Regions from separate parts of the Homo sapiens genome. Here region 1 is linked to region 2. The links are chromatin contacts, found by Hi-C or POLR2A ChIA-PET in ENCODE. All regions are on one chromosome and are shown on one strand. Each heading gives the region's core, a stretch centred on a gene start or an enhancer-like site at or near the end of the contact. The rest is flanking DNA. Distances are from core to core; before and after follow the strand shown.

Region 1 (4,482 bases), core at 1,170-3,669, 110 kb after region 2:
ACACAGTCCCTCTCAGATGGGCAGGATGGCAGCTCAGCAGTGAGGCAGGGGGGGACAGTGACACGTAGCAATTAACTTTCTTGTGCCATGCATTCACATGTTGTCTCATTAACAGTCAAAAGGGCCCAGAAATGGGTATTACTATTCTCAATATTACAGATAAGGAAAGAAGGGCTCAGGGACATTATGCACCTGCTTGGGAGTCAAGAACCGGATTCCAATCATGCTGACTTCGCAGTCCAAGCTTTTGCCACAGGCCCACACTGCTTCCCTAGGACTGTTCGGGGCCATCTGTCTCCAGGAGCTCTTGAGGGTACTGGGCTACAGAGGTCTACAGAAGGGCATCTCCCTGAGATAGTGTGGGAGGAAGCGGCTCTTTCACCTGGTACTAAAACACTGGAATCCCTGTGGCTTCTGGGGACATCCCACAACCCTATCTTTTCTTTCCTGCAAACACAGATATTTATGCACAGATGCATGTGTGCGAAGGTGCACATGTGTCTGCACACCCCACACCTTCCAACAAAGGCCGAGGGCTGAGACTTGCCCCCAGCACTTTCATGCAATCCCTTCACACTTCTCTTTTACGAGGTCTTTTAGCTGTCAAGGCTGCTCCTGAGGCTCATGTACAAAATTAAAAAAAAAAAAAAAAGTCTATAGGCTTCCTTTGAAACAAATTCACAGCAGCATTAAACACTGTGGGAGGAAGTGGAGACAGAAGCAAGATGCCAGAATACAGTGACTTCTCCCAGTCCTTGAAGCCCCTGAGGATAAGCCTCAAACTGCTTTCTCTGGAGTTTCATACTTTTTTCTTCATCTTACTTCAGAGGCTTCCCTAATTGAATCTTTGTATATATATAATTCATCCAGTCAATAAAACCAAATCAAGAAAGTACATTGTTTTAGTTGGGTGACAAATAAGCAATGCAAGAGACTTGATGTCTCGCTGATTAGAATCTTTTTGTTTCTGTTAAGGATGTAACCTTGAGAGATAGTAAAAGTATTTTTTAAAGTCACAAAAGGCTACCTTTAAAGATTCCAAGGATTGCTGCGAAGTGTGTTCTAAGAGGGTTGGGAGTGAAGAGATCTTGAGCTGAGAGGAAATTCTGTGTCTTGCCTGCTGTAGGATTAATGACCCAACTGACCAGCGATAGCCTCACAAATCGAGAAGTTCATGTTCACAAAGATGGAGAGACTTCAGCAAAAGTTGTGAGAGAAACACAAGAAAGGAGATATTCTCTATTTGGGTAGGCCATGGCCTTTGAACACGTAAATCTGTACAGATTTAGGTCCCCACTTTTGGGTAGCAAATGAGGGGTTATGAAATGAATGGATTATAAAACAATTGTCAGTGTACCAACGAATCTTCTTCCTCAGCAGAGTTTTGGATTAAGGCCAAGGAAGAGACAGGCAGACAGGAAATCTGGTGGCTCAGGTTTTAACGGAATTAAAGTACTTTAAGAGAAAACTAAACTGACTGAAAAGTGTTCGTTTAAGATTTAGCTGTCTATAGTTAAAGCAGGAGCTTAGTTTGTGTCATGGCATAAAGCAAGAGGACATTGCCTTCCACCAGCAAGGATACGAAATTTGGCATTTAGAGATGCAGTGCCCTATCATCTAGAACAATGCCTGGCACATGAGCAGACTGGCAATAATTTTTGAATCAATGAATGAAGAACTGTATAATCCAAAGTGCAAATAAATCGTTTCTTTTACGTAGCTAAATACTTAGTATTTTATTTATGTTAATGATATTATCGTAACTATTCTGGTTGGTCTGAAAATATAGCCTGCAGTCCAGAACCTGTCTCCTCTCTTACATAACTTGTTATTGTTCCTTTCACATGTCTCAAACATGCCTTGTCATCTAAAGTGCAAATAATTCCTTGGGAGCAAGGGCACTGTTTTCTAAGTCTGCATCCTACATTGCACCTATGATTCCAAGCACACTGACCACCACGTACACAATGTTGCAAGGCAGAGAGCATCAAACGTTTTCTGTAAAGGGCCAACTAATAAATGTTTTAGGTGTTGCTGGCCATGCAATCTCTGTTGTAACTACTCAACTCTGCCACTGCAGCATGGAAGCAGACATAGGCAATACCAAATAAATGGGTTTGGCTGTTTTCCAGGAAAACTTGATTTAAAAAAAACGCATGGTGGCTGGATTTGGCTCACACTTTGGGCCACAGTTTTCAATCTTTGCTCTAGAGTCCCAGACCAGAAGGAAACAATAATTTTGGGAAAAACACTGAACAGAAGCTCGAGGCTAGACTCTTGATGTGTCTCAATCTCAGTTCCTTCACCTGTAAAAGGCCCTTCTACCTTTGAAATCAAGTCCAAATAAGGAATTTCAATACATACTGAAAACATGACTCACGGATGACTACAGTCACACCTCAGCCACCTACAGGTGCTTGTGGCCAATATACTTTCTGGCTTTGAAACACACTGGTGGGACACAAGCCAGTAAAACTTTTGTAGGTAAAGTTTTAGAAGATTGACAGATGCTTTCTGCTAGGCTCCTTGCTCCTAAATAGCCCATTCTTAAAGATACCAAGTAGAAAACAAGCACAGAAAGAGGCAACTTTTTCACTATTCCATACAGCGTTGGCTGCTGGATTCAAAATAAGACCCCAGCAATCTTGTCTCACTCCGTCTTGTGCTAAACTCTCTCCCATAAACACTAGCCATTCCAACCTGGTAAATTCTTAATAACAGTTCTCCTTATCCTTTGCAAAGTAAGTGACACCTTTAAAAATAAGCTACTTGTTATATTTAAAAAGATGTCATTTGTGATTTGTATTTAAACTGTCAACCACCTACTGAATTTCCTTTCTTGATTATTTTAGTTTTTCCATATGGTAAATACCTAACAGACATAAATTTGCATGTATCTTTTTTTTTTAATTATACTTTAAGTTTTAGGGTACATGTGCACAATGTGCAGGTTTGTTACATATGTATACATGTGCCATGTTGGTGTGCTGCACCCATTAACTCGTCATTTACATTAGGTATATCTCCTAATGCTATCCCTCCCCCCTCCCCCGACCCCATAACAGGACCCGGTGTGTGATGTTCCCCTTCCTGTGTCCATGTGTTCTCATTGTTCAATTCCCACCTATGAGTGAGAACAATTCTGCATGTATCTTAATGGTATGATGGAATTTCAGTGATAATAGATAATGAAAAGAATTTATGAAAAATTTCATATATATATACACATATATATACACATATACATATATACATATATACACACATATACATATATACACACATATATACATATACACACATATGTGTATATACACACACACATACACATATGTGTGTACACACGCACATACACATATATGTGTATACACACATATATGTGTACACACGCACATACACATATATGTGTGTACACACGCACATACACATATATGTGTGTACACACGCACATACACATATGTGTGTACACACGCACATACACGTGTGTGTGTATATATACATACGCATATATATATACATATATGTGTGTGTATATATATACACACATATATATATACACACACATTTTTTTTTTTTTTGAGACAGAGTATCACTCTGTTGCCCAGGCTGGAGTGCAGTGGCATAATCTTGGCTCATTACAACCTCCACCTTCCAGGTTCAAGCGATTCTCCCACCTCAGCCTCCTCGGTAGCTGGGACTACAGGTGTGCACCACCATGCCCGACGAATTTTTGTATTTTTTGATAGAGATGGGGTTTCACCATGTTGGCCAGGCTGGTCTCGAAATCCTGACCTCAGGTGATCTGCCAGCCTTGGCCTTCCAAAGTACTGGGATTACAGGCGTGAGCCACAGTACCCAGCCTGAAAAATGATAGATTTTTAAATGACCTCAATAGATCTCAACTTGTAGATTTACATTTCTACCTGAAATAGAAAAAATACACCGAGCCTTATCTTGCTTTGCTCCTGGTAAGTTTTCTCCATCTGGAATGACCTGTTTTTCTCTAATCTCCACTTGTCCACATTCTAAGCATTCATCCAAGCCCAGCTAAAAGCCAGCCCTCCATGTAGCTTGCCCTGACATCCCTACTCTGACCTCCTGTGGTACTTAACAGGAGCCCTTCTAAGATACATGTCATGTGCTTCGCTTTTATAGTTAACTGTGCTCAGCTCTTTCATGATAAAGACTGTGTCTTATACCTCTCTGAGGCTGTCCCCACCCCATCAAGAATGCAGAACAGTGCCTTATACACAGAAGGTGTCCAAATGCATAAATTCTAGGGCACCTGAACAAATCATATCTGAATAGTAAGAATTTAGCTTCATTTTGTGATCCACATTCATGAGTACTATTTCCATCTATACCCTCCAGCTATAGTACTCATCAGTTTGACATTCAGCAGCACCTTCATTTCTTTTTGTGCTGTGCTCATTTGAAAAGCTTTAAGGAACTAAGTTTTCTCATCTAACAGCTGCTTTACGG
Region 2 (4,603 bases), core at 1,570-4,069:
CAGTCACTCCTCTATCTGTTCCTTGTGTCTTTCTAAATGCCTTATGTAACTGTAGAAGGTGACTTGGTCACCAATCAGTTTGTGGCAAAGAGCATTACAGGGTTCTGGTTTAGTCCCAGACTTTGGAACCATTTTTGGGGGAGATCGCTTAATATGTCAATAACCTTCCATTCCAGAAACTGCTCCCCTTCCATGTTAGCCGTGTGGGTTTATAGAACCAGAGCAGTGATGTCTTCCGAGAAGGGCATCCAAGGTAATGAAGGAACTGAAAAATCACACCACATGTGGGACAGCTGAGGATATTTAGCCTAGAGGAGAAGCTGAAGAAACAGGATATTTAGCCTAGAGGAGAGAAGAGTGGAGGATGACATGTTTCATATATTTGAAGGGCTGTCTTGTGAAAGATCTAGATGGACAAGAAGGGCAGAATCCACTCAGTACATAGAAGTTATAGGGAAAGTAATATAAGTTCAATACACAGAGAGAAATTGTAATATTAAGAGCTATCTCAGAAGATATGAGCATAGATTTACTGCTCTGTTCCCATTGCTGGTAGACATTCAGGACAAAATAGTCAGCAGAGAAGGTTTGCTTCTTGCCCTGATGGCAGCTGCAGTCTAGTGAGGAAGACAGAAATGGCTCAGATCATCACACATTCATAAATGTATATGGTAAAGCATGACAATTAGGCCTTAGACCATTGACTGTGGAGAAGCAAGGGATAGTTGACCATTTGTAGACCTCGTATAGACAGGATTTGTGCTCATGTAGGGTCTAAATTAAATGACTTATGACCTCTCCCAGTTCATTTCTAGAAATGGACTTTAAGTAGTGCTACAGTGGGAAGAACAGAAAAGATTTACCTTGGAGGGCAAAGTGAATTTCAAATTTGTGGGACTTCTACAGTGGACTTTTGAAAGTTCCACAATAGGTCACCATTACTAAACCCGGTTGTGCTATTATCTTGATAAGTAGAGGACGCTGGTTGAACACATTAGAGTTCAATGACTTGAGAACCTGATGACTTAGTCATTTTGGGAAAAGTAAAAATCCTCTAAAATCTGTAAATTTTCTCAAAATTCTGAAAAGTTTTTCCACTGAGGACTTTTTTTTTTTAAAAACCTCCCTTTTGCCCGAGAAAATAACCAGGAAAGAAATCATAAAAATGCTTTTTTCAGATCTCCCAATGTCTAAATATATCAATATACAAAACATGGTAATTTTATGAGTGAAACAAGTTATACATAATGCATTTTTTTGTTCCTAAACGAACAGCATGACTTTATATCTGTAAAGGGCACTAAAAATAAGTTTTGCATGTATTTCAATCCCCTGCCCCTAAATTTTCTTTGAAGAATTTTTTTTTGTTCTTCCATGGCTTAAAATTTCTGAAAAATAAATGTATCTAGTCTGTTCCTTTGTTCTTGCTGCCTGGTAGCTTGTGTTCTATTCCTGTGAAGTTTAGGGGTATGAAATAAACTGTTCTTTTAGCTTAACTGATACAGAAGGCTTAACTCTCTCAAACGCCTCACATTTACCTGCGGTTGTCTAGAGAGCAAAAGATGGGGGATGAGTGTTCTGTCAATGGTTTTAACCAAGTTGAGCTCCTTCATTTCTTTCCAGCTTAGTTTCCATGAGGGCCTGCCAGGTACAATAACATACAGCAAGGACTAAAGAACCATACAGCTAGACAGTAATTTGTCTTCATGACATCACTGAGAGACATTCAGGCAAAAAGGCTGTTACTAGTGTGGGGGCATTGGCAAGAGGATCAGCTTTTGAAGTCTGGACAGTGTGGTTGGGGGCCAACAGTCTTGGGCTCTGCCACCAATTCTGTGGGGCCATGGGCAGGTTGCTCATCCTCTCTGAGGCCTCCATCTATTCACTGAAGGATAAAGATATTGACACAATCTCCATGGTCCTCCTAGGCTTTAACATGCCATGCATCTATTTATCTTGGGAAGATACATTATGAAGTCAGAAGGTCAGAGGATGGATAGAAGGTTATATGTATGGTAGAGTTGGAATTTCTTGTTTCTGAATGGCACTGTGGTCTTTTGGGTAAGCATGTTCTTTGCTGGGCGGTCTTGATTTTCTATGGGGAGGATTGAAAATCCAAGGGAAAGGAAAAGAGGGTTGACAGAAGAGAATGACTTCTTCCGGTGCCAAAAAAGCTCTGTTCCATAGCAGTAATAATTTCAACAACTGCTGTATCCTGTGTGACCTTGGTATCTCTTGGGGGGTAGAGTTGGAGAAGGAATGGTTCCTCAGTTTCTGATGCTGTTTTGTTGGCTTATTTCCTTCAAAAGCCTTCCCTTGAAAGCCTGGCTTAGTTTACAGTCAGCCAGCCTGACACTGGCTCTGAGCTAGTCCTGACCCATTCTGATAATGCCTAGGCCCCTCCCCACTGCCATGGTGATGGAGATGGGCTGAGGAGCTGGGTGGCATTTCTATCCTAGTGATACAAGAGTCCGTAGGGTTCTTTTGCCCTTCCAGAAATGACGCCAAGGGCAGGATTCCCAGGCGGCCACCAGGGAGCCAGATCTTGTTTTGTCTCCAGCTTGGTTGGCAGACTTAAGAGGCTGAGATGAGCATCTGAAGTTCGGAGTGCTTCAGGCTGATTCAAAACTTAAGCTGGGTTCTTTAAAATTTTGAGTGAATTGTCACCAACGTGCAAAATGTACATACGTGCTCTTTCAAAAATGACTAATCTCCACCCAACCACACTATTTCCTTTCTTGCTGCCCACATTTTAACACCACAAGGGTGGTTCTATTTATTGTCAATAAGGCACTGCTTAGATTTCTTAGATCTGAAAATGAAAATAAATGCCTCAGTTTGTATATGAAGTGACGTGAGTTATTATGCATGCAGAAAGTAATTGTGAAAAACTGGAAATAACCTAAACTTCCATCAATGGGGTGTTGGTTAAGTAATTTATGGTAATTTATAAATGAAATATAAGGCAGAATTTAAAATGATGATATAGACATATCTTTGTTGATGAGGAAAATTGTTCTAATGTGAAAAGTGGTATGTAATAGATGACCCCATTTTTGCAAAAATAAATAAATAAATAAATTGCATATACTGTAAATTTGAAAAAAATCTGTAAGCGAGAACTCACCTAGGCATTTGTAGTTGAGAGATGAGAACAAGAATTTCTGGTGTTCAAATGGCCTTAACATTTTCTCAGAGCCTTAAAATTTTCACGACACTGTTTAGGTAGCAGCACCTTGATTTCCAATGCCCAAAGTAGTCCATGTATAAAGGATTTGAATGGCAGCTAATTAGGGGTGATGGGGTTTTAGATGGTTGTGTTTTCTACTCACTAGATTGATTCCCCCCACACACAATAAGCATGTATTGCCTTTGAAATATAATAGTAAACATAAGATAATCAGGAGAACATCCTTTGCTTGTTATGTTTTGGTTGAAATTAATTTAAACCTCGTATAGTTCAAACTGCTACATCTCCTTCCTCCCCTCACTCCCCTTTTGTCTCTAAGTTCTTTATACTCAGTTATTTTGCATAATCGTGTCCCCTTCCAATTAATGGTGATGTCTTGACACATCGCAGGTTGGGAGGAACTTTCCAAAAAGAAAACTTGTTCTTTCTCTATTTAGCCTTATAATGCTGACTTCTTGGCATTCTGGCTCACCTGCAGGGGTTGTGCATGTGGTCTGGGAAGCCAAAGGAGAAAATCAGAAGTAGTCAGAAGAGGAACTGGTCAAGATTTAACCAGTGGAGATTTAACCATCACAGTGGATAATAGAATTGCTATTCTCAATTCATCACAGCACTTAAAGAGAATTATTCATCAACACCCTTGCTGTGACCTCATGGTGGGAGGAGTGTCCTTCTTGCCCCTTAACTTTGGGTTTGGCCAAAAAGAATACTTGTTAGATGTGATGGCAGAGGCTTGAAAAGAGCTTGCGCATTAAAGCTTGATCTTTTTGTATCTCAGTGACCATGATGGGAAGAACTTTCCCCAGGCAGCTGTTATCCACTCAGCTTAGGCCCAGAATGAACACGCTTGCCTACAGCTCAACCTATAGGCTGGAGCTAAGGACAGGTTGGCGTTAAGCACAGCCGAACTGTAGCCTTGCTCAGCCTAGAGCCGCTGAACCACAGTCAGTCTTGCAGACCTGTAGACGTGAGACTAAATTCTTGTGTTGTTGTTGTTGTTGTTTTTGAGACAGAGTTTCGCTCTTGTTGCCCAGGCTGGAGTGCAATGGCGTGATCTTGGCACACTGCAATGTCTGCCTCCCAGGTTCAAGTGATTCTCCTGCCTCAGCTCCCGAGTAGCTGGTACTACAGCCATGCACCACCATGCCCAGCTAATTTGTATTTTCAGTAGAGATGGAGTTTCTCCATGTTGGTCAGGCTGGTCTTGAACTACTGACCTCAGGTGATCTGCCCACCTTGACCTCCCAAAGTGCTGGGATTACAGGCATGAGCCACCATACCCAGCGAAATCCTTGTTGTTTTAAGCCATTGGATTTTTAGGTGGTTTCTTATACAGTATTAATGAGGATAGATTATTGGGATAAATCTGCTAAACAGAACCTTGTGGGTCCCTGCTGGCTAGAAAGGGATTTC

Evidence for each region. Hi-C counts contacts between places; a loop is a spot of excess contacts on that map. ChIA-PET counts read pairs that join two places held with the same protein, here RNA polymerase II (POLR2A). Pooled maps may share reads with other maps.
Region 1: a pooled map shows a loop between it and region 2 (4-fold over the local background). The contact joins two enhancer-like sites. A Hi-C loop is called at or near these places in 2 of 37 single-sample maps with no recorded cell type and 8 of 50 pooled maps. POLR2A ChIA-PET finds 5 or more read pairs at or near these places in 6 of 52 experiments (AG04449, WTC11, activated CD4-positive, alpha-beta T cell and 3 more).

What each region holds. Positions count from the first base shown.
Region 1 is chr12:11,873,473-11,877,954 of GRCh38, reverse strand. All of the region lies in intron 5 of ETV6 (ETS variant transcription factor 6), which reads right to left. Among named protein-coding and RNA genes, the nearest start is that of BCL2L14, 200 kb to the left of the region's middle. RefSeq lists a silencer at 2,459-2,508. Within about 2 kb of position 2,419, at least 5 of the 41 ENCODE cell types and tissues checked have a DNase peak (open chromatin) inside an H3K27ac peak, as active enhancers do.
Region 2 is chr12:11,979,452-11,984,054 of GRCh38, reverse strand. No RefSeq gene overlaps it. Among named protein-coding and RNA genes, the nearest start is that of BCL2L14, 89 kb to the left of the region's middle. Within about 2 kb of position 2,819, at least 5 of the 41 ENCODE cell types and tissues checked have a DNase peak (open chromatin) inside an H3K27ac peak, as active enhancers do.